Regions from separate parts of the Homo sapiens genome. Here region 2 is linked to region 1. A link is an interaction called in ENCODE POLR2A ChIA-PET data of the cell type or tissue named here. Cell type or tissue: HepG2. All regions are shown on one strand. Links, peaks and the distances in the headings refer to the core of each region. The heading gives the core; the rest is flanking DNA. Region 1 overlaps PARN (poly(A)-specific ribonuclease). Region 2 overlaps MRTFB (myocardin related transcription factor B).

Region 1 (2,916 bases), core at 212-2,711:
ATACATTATTCTATATCCTAAAACATTAATCTATTTTCTTCCATCTTTAATCCTACCCCTGTAAAGCAGTCTTATTTTGAATACGACAGAACAGTGCCTGAGACATGTTAAAATAACTTGCCTGATGTCACCGTGCTGGACTGCCGTGCACAGCCAGTATTTAACCCGTTGTTGACGCCCCTTCCCCTGCCTGAGGGATTCCCAATTTAATGCCAGCATACAGCCTGCAATAGGTTTTAAATTGCAACAGTATCACTAAACAATACCTACTTTTACTACATGAAACCCACTCTCATACGTCCTTTTCTTCGACTTTCTCCCCTCTTTTTTTTAAATGCTGGTATCTACCAGCATTGATTTCCTGACCCACTAAACAAGCCCTGCCTGACCTGAACTCTATAACACAACACAGCTCATTGACACCCACCATTCAAAACAGCATTTCTATGTGACAATGTGCTTTGTGTTCTAAAAGGTTAATCAACAAAAGAACGTTTAGGACACAATCTCTTCACAGCCTGCGTGTAACTGAAGCACTGGCTGGAGGTAGTGGCTGCATCTACAGATTCAAGTTGGGTCCTTTCACCTGGACTAGTTCTCAGGAACTTCAGATGCCAGGTACAAATATATACCTAATAGGCACACACACCACCTGCATCAAGACAACACTTTTGGACCTAGCTAACTTTGGCAACTTGTTGGGCTGTTTATGAAGTATTAAATCTGCCACAACATTAGTGATACGGTGATAAAGCACAGTGCTCCATGTTTCTTCTACTTCCCATAGCCACATACGCAAACAGCCTGACAGAGCAGCACATATTTTAAGGCTTACAGGTTTCAGTGGTTGAAAAGCTTAGTCTGTTTGTGTATAAGCTAATATAGGAGCTGCTGGGCTGCACTATTTACACTTTCATTAAGGGCTGCACTATTTACACTTTCATTAACTGTGTCTCTGTGGATGTTTTGAAGTGGTTTTCATCTGATAAAAGAATTTACTGGCCGGGTGCGGTGGCTCACACCTGTAACCCCAGTACTTTGGGAGGCCAAGGCAGGTGGATCACAAGGACATGAGAGCAAGAGACCATCCTGGCCAACATGATGAAACCCTGTTTCTACTAAAAATACAGAAATGAGCTGGGTGTGGTGGCATGTGCCTGTAATCCCAGCTACTCAGAAGGCTGAGGCAGGAGAATGGCTTGAACCAGGGAGTCGGAGGTTGCAGTGAGCCAAGATGGTGCCACTGCACTCCAGCCTGGCAATAGAGAGAGACTCCATCTCAAAAAAAAAAAAAAAAAAAAAGAATTTACTTATACCTCATGACTCAGCTTATTCATTAACCCAGTGAAACCCCGGAGGAGAGGAGGGGAACTGGAGAGAGAAAGAGAATGATGGGCAGCCAGGCAGAGCTGAGCTAGCTCACCTGCGAGGTGAGTCATGGCCCCTGGGAGGGAGGGTGTCTGTCACCAAAAGCAGCCTCTCCCAACCTATTAGAGAGTCACAGAAATTCCGTATCAATAGTAAATGGGACAATTTTGTCTCTGGTTCCCTTTAACCGTCCCTTGCCATGCTCCTAGCATTGGAAGCACTCAGCACTTTCCTGATGGTGCCAGGATGCTGCGCTATGAACATGAGTCCTCTTCCTAGGCCTGCCTCTCACCTCTTCCCACCTGCTAGCCCTGCAATCCACCTACAGATGCAGAGCAGCTCCAGGACACATCATACACGATCTGTCACCACCAAGAAGGTTTGAAAAAATGCCAACACCACCTCCTTGAACACCAGGCCAGCTCCTCCGTGCCTTCATGGAGCCCTGTGCCTGTGCTTCCCATCCTCTGTGGAGAGAGAACAGTTTATTTTAAAGGAAGGGAATGAAATCCTCTCTCCAGACTATGGGTTGCCTTGGGACGATGAAATTTACTTGTTGTAACTGGCAATATTTGACTTCGAAAAAGAGTTACACTTCTCCAAAAGGGAAATGGATAAAGAATGAGGATGTTATTTTTATTTTCCACATCAATTTTACGCTTTGCCTTGATGAGATGATGTGCTCAATGACTAATTTATTTCATTGGTGAGTTCTGTCTAGACCCTACACGCTGAAACCCTGAAGGTCACCAAATGTCCCCAAATGGTGGCGCAAATCTGAGTAAGAATTGTTTTGATTTTGAAGTCCCATCCTGCCTGGGCATTTAACACAATGATTCTACACTTGTATTGTTGTTTCTGCTTTTAAATGACCACATCACTTCCTTGTGGATTTGGGATCTTAGGAGGACTATTCCAGCTCTTTATTTTCTTTTTCCTTAAGTAAGCTGCTTCCCTGTTACGGGGGCTGTTGCTGCTGACACCAGACCTAAAGACAGCATTCAGGTCTGAACTGGAGCAGGTTAGGCTGCTAGGAGAGGAAGCATGCTGAGTGACATTACTCTTGAGTCTAACACAGGTAATACAGGGGGATGGGAGAAGGAGAAAGTAGGGAGAGGGAGAGAGCGGGACAGAGAGAGGAAGTGGAAGGAGACAGTGAGCCTGCAGGGGAATCAGGGAGAGCGAACTTTTCCCATTTGCTGAGGAACTGCTTTTATTAATAGAAGGTGGCAACTCCCAAAATTCAAAGAAGTAACAAGTTCTTCACCACTCCTGGACATTAAAAGGATCTGTGAAATTCTTTGCCAGCAGGAGAATACGATTTTTAAAAAAGTGATATTGACATTGTTCAGCTTTCCAGACTCAAGTCATTAAATCTCTAAATTGTTCTAAATATTCATTTTGCTTTCTACATTCTAAAAGTGTAGAGCTTTTTTGTCTATTTAAACATTCATTGTAAAAACCAACTGGTTAGATAAAAAAGTCAAGCCAAAAGAGAGAAATGTAAAAAACTAAAACAAGCCAGGTGCAGTGGCACGTGCCTGTAAT
Region 2 (2,916 bases), core at 235-2,734, 250 kb before region 1:
AGATGAGAAAACACTGATGAGCATGAAATTCCCTTTTGTGCGTACATAACCTATGTATTTACCGTGTCATGCAGTTTTGGTAAGTTTTCACCAAACATGGAGCACGAGTGAACAAGAAACCATTTGAAGCAGTGCTCCTCAGCCTCGACACCCAAATACCTGAAACAGGCGAGAGGAATCATCTCGTACCCCTGTGGTTAGGAGGCAGGGCCCACAGACCCTTTGGCAGATGCAAAAATTCTGATTCCTCTGTTTTATCTTTAGGGTATCTGTGAAATTGAAAGTCTATTCCATAATAAATCCTTAAATTTTTTGGTCCAAATCTTCCATTGCTGTAGTAGAAACGAGAACCGTGTTTTTATCCTTGGGTCTGAGGGCGCCCTGGCCCCATTGCTGGCTCTCCCTAGGGAATGCACACACCGCTTGCAAGCAGCAATTGGGACAGTTAGGTCTCACGAGTTGCCTTGCTGTTATTCAAGTATTACAGTACCTGAGCTATTATGTGTAGAACTGCCTTAGGTTCTTATTATTTCCATTTCCATTTTCTCAAAATTTTCAAATGAAAAATCTTAGCTACTTAGGAATAATAAGAGCATGCAGTGACTGGTCTGATGTTTCCCTCTCTGGTTTAGAATCATTAAAGTTCAGATTTCTGTGCAGATGAAGTGTGTATCTGTAACCTTGGTCTTATTTCATTTAGATACAATCCCCAAGTGACCAGTGATTCTACACCTAAGTTCTGATTTCTAACTTTGATTCTGACAATTAAATTGATGTTTTTTTCAATTCACCTCCTAGACTTCACCACAAGCAGGAATGCAGACTCAGCCTCAGATAGCAACTGCTGCACAAATACCAACTGCTGCCTTGGCCTCAGGCTTGGCCCCAACTGTACCTCAGACACAAGACACGTTCCCGCAGCATGTGCTCAGTCAGCCTCAACAAGTCAGAAAGGTTTGTAAATGCCAAGGAGCAATAGAATGTCGCTGATTTTTACCATCCTCCGATCATCCATTCAACAAGCATCTTTGTAAACGCCCTGGGAAGTTCCTGTTCATTCTTTTCTGTGATCCATCTCCCATAGAATGAGCCTTAGGTCAGATGCCATTTGGCTGCAGATTTCCCAGTTATTTGGAATGGAGAAAGACCTTTTCATTACTGAAAGATAGCTCGCCTTCGCAGTTAACCCCTTTTCCAAGGGAAAGTTTCAAAAGTATTTGTTTTCAATCCTCATATATTAAATTTACTGAATTTTAAAATAAATGTTTTCAAATTAAACATACTGTGGAAAAAAAGATATGCTGTTCCCTTGGAAAAGGTATTTGAAGATGAAAAAGATACTCCCAAAATGTTTATGCTGAGTAAGATCTTGAAATACATTTGTAAGACTTTGCCATCTCAGATTAAGAGCCCAGAAGGTCTTATCAATTCCAGTTCACCATTGCCTAGGTGTTTGGCCTCATGCAGAATTCACTTACCTTCTCTGAGAGTCAGTTACCTCATCTTTAAAATGAAGTTGGTGGTCTAGGATTCAGTGTCCTCTACACAAATAACTACCAAAAAAATTCTCCCGCATTCCCCGGTAGCCAGTAGGTGGAGCTATGTGCACATCTCCTTGCCAGAAAAATCTTATGCCTCAAAAATAGGTCTTACTCTTTTAAACCTTGAAAATTATTAATCCCAGAGTTTTACTCTTCAACATGAAAGAACCCAGGTAATGAGTTGTGCCTGTGATCTGCCTCAGGATAGTGTGAACTGTCTGGGTGAAACCAGCTTTGGGGACAGCTGCAGTCACATGTAACACGTGTGCTGCTTCAGAATCTCCTCTGCGAGAGGAATCATGGTTGTATGTTACTGAGTTTGGGGAAAGCTCGAAATACCATTTTAGTGTAATTAAAAGCTTAGTAAATGTTCCAATGTTAAGACAATTTGTTTTAGGGAGGAAAGGAAAAAATAATATGTAGATAGGATAAATAAGGGCTTTTTCACTAAGTCTGTAAACACTAGAATTAGGAATCATTACTTCTAGTTTAAAGGAAGTAATTTTTTACCAAATTTAAGGAAAATTAATTTTTTCAAATAGGAGTATATTTACAGAACTCATCACCATGGAGATTGTACTGTTTGAGGTATATACACATAGACTTTCCTGCTTATGAAATACAGAGGTTTTTTAGAATATTAGTGGTATAGAACGTGTTAAGTATTTTTGAGCAAACCAAGTTCTATGAAATACAGTTACAATATCAGCAGTATGGCCACATATTTGTAAAAGACCCTAAAACTTGTGGCTCTTGATGGAGGTGCTAAACAAAACATTTTGGAGTTCCACAGCAAGAAGTTCTCACCTTTGCCTGTTGGAACAGAAAACAGCCTCTCCAAAGGGGACCAGTTTTACATGGGGCCTTGCTTGTATTTGAAGACATTTTCAAGAAACTGGAAAATTGAGTGTGACCACAGCAGGTTGAGGTTTTAGGTAGGATGGAAAGGGGGCCAGGTAGTAAGAAGCTTACATGCCAGCCAAAGATTAGGGTTTTACCCAAATCAGGAGAGCCAAGGAGTGTGGTAGGGGCCATGCCTTGAGAACACGTTGTGGCAGGGGGTCTATGCCGCAAGGCTGCTGCAGAATCCCTGTGATAGATAGTGAAGGCCAGGCGCAGGACAGCAGAGAGCAGAGGCAGATTCAAGCGGCGTCGCTGAGATGTGTGAACACTGAGGGAGAAAGCAGAGTTGACTGATAGTCCTATTTACCTAAGTTTTAAAAAAAGCAGAACCAAGAATTATTTTCCCTCAGAAGCTGAGAGGCAGGGGGTAATGGGAAAAAGGAGAAAAATCGTTTGGAATATTTTAAATTTGAGATACCTAAGATGATGATGTAAGTGGCTTTGACGCCTGGGAGCAAGGTTGGAAGTAGAG

What was found. Peaks named below come from ENCODE experiments on the same cell type or tissue, not always from the same donor. Only the 100,000 strongest peaks of a DNase experiment are listed, where the experiment ranks them.
Region 2: POLR2A ChIA-PET joins it to region 1 with 6 read pairs; 1 of 35 experiments calls an interaction of 5 or more read pairs at or near these places.

What each region holds. Positions count from the first base shown.
Region 1 is chr16:14,496,842-14,499,757 of GRCh38, forward strand. All of the region lies in intron 21 of PARN (poly(A)-specific ribonuclease), which reads right to left. Among named protein-coding and RNA genes, the nearest start is that of LINC03107, 70 kb to the left of the region's middle. RefSeq lists an enhancer at 1,253-1,397 and a cis regulatory region at 1,320-1,330. In HepG2, for the core only: no CTCF peak of the experiment used is centred there; DNase peaks (open chromatin) are centred at 920 and 1,380.
Region 2 is chr16:14,248,128-14,251,043 of GRCh38, forward strand. MRTFB (myocardin related transcription factor B) reads left to right here. Exons shown (of 17, transcript NM_001308142.2): 13 at 799-954. Among named protein-coding and RNA genes, the nearest start is that of TRT-CGT2-1, 36 kb to the right of the region's middle. In HepG2, for the core only: a CTCF peak has its summit at 1,593 (motif pointing right); a DNase peak (open chromatin) is centred at 1,594.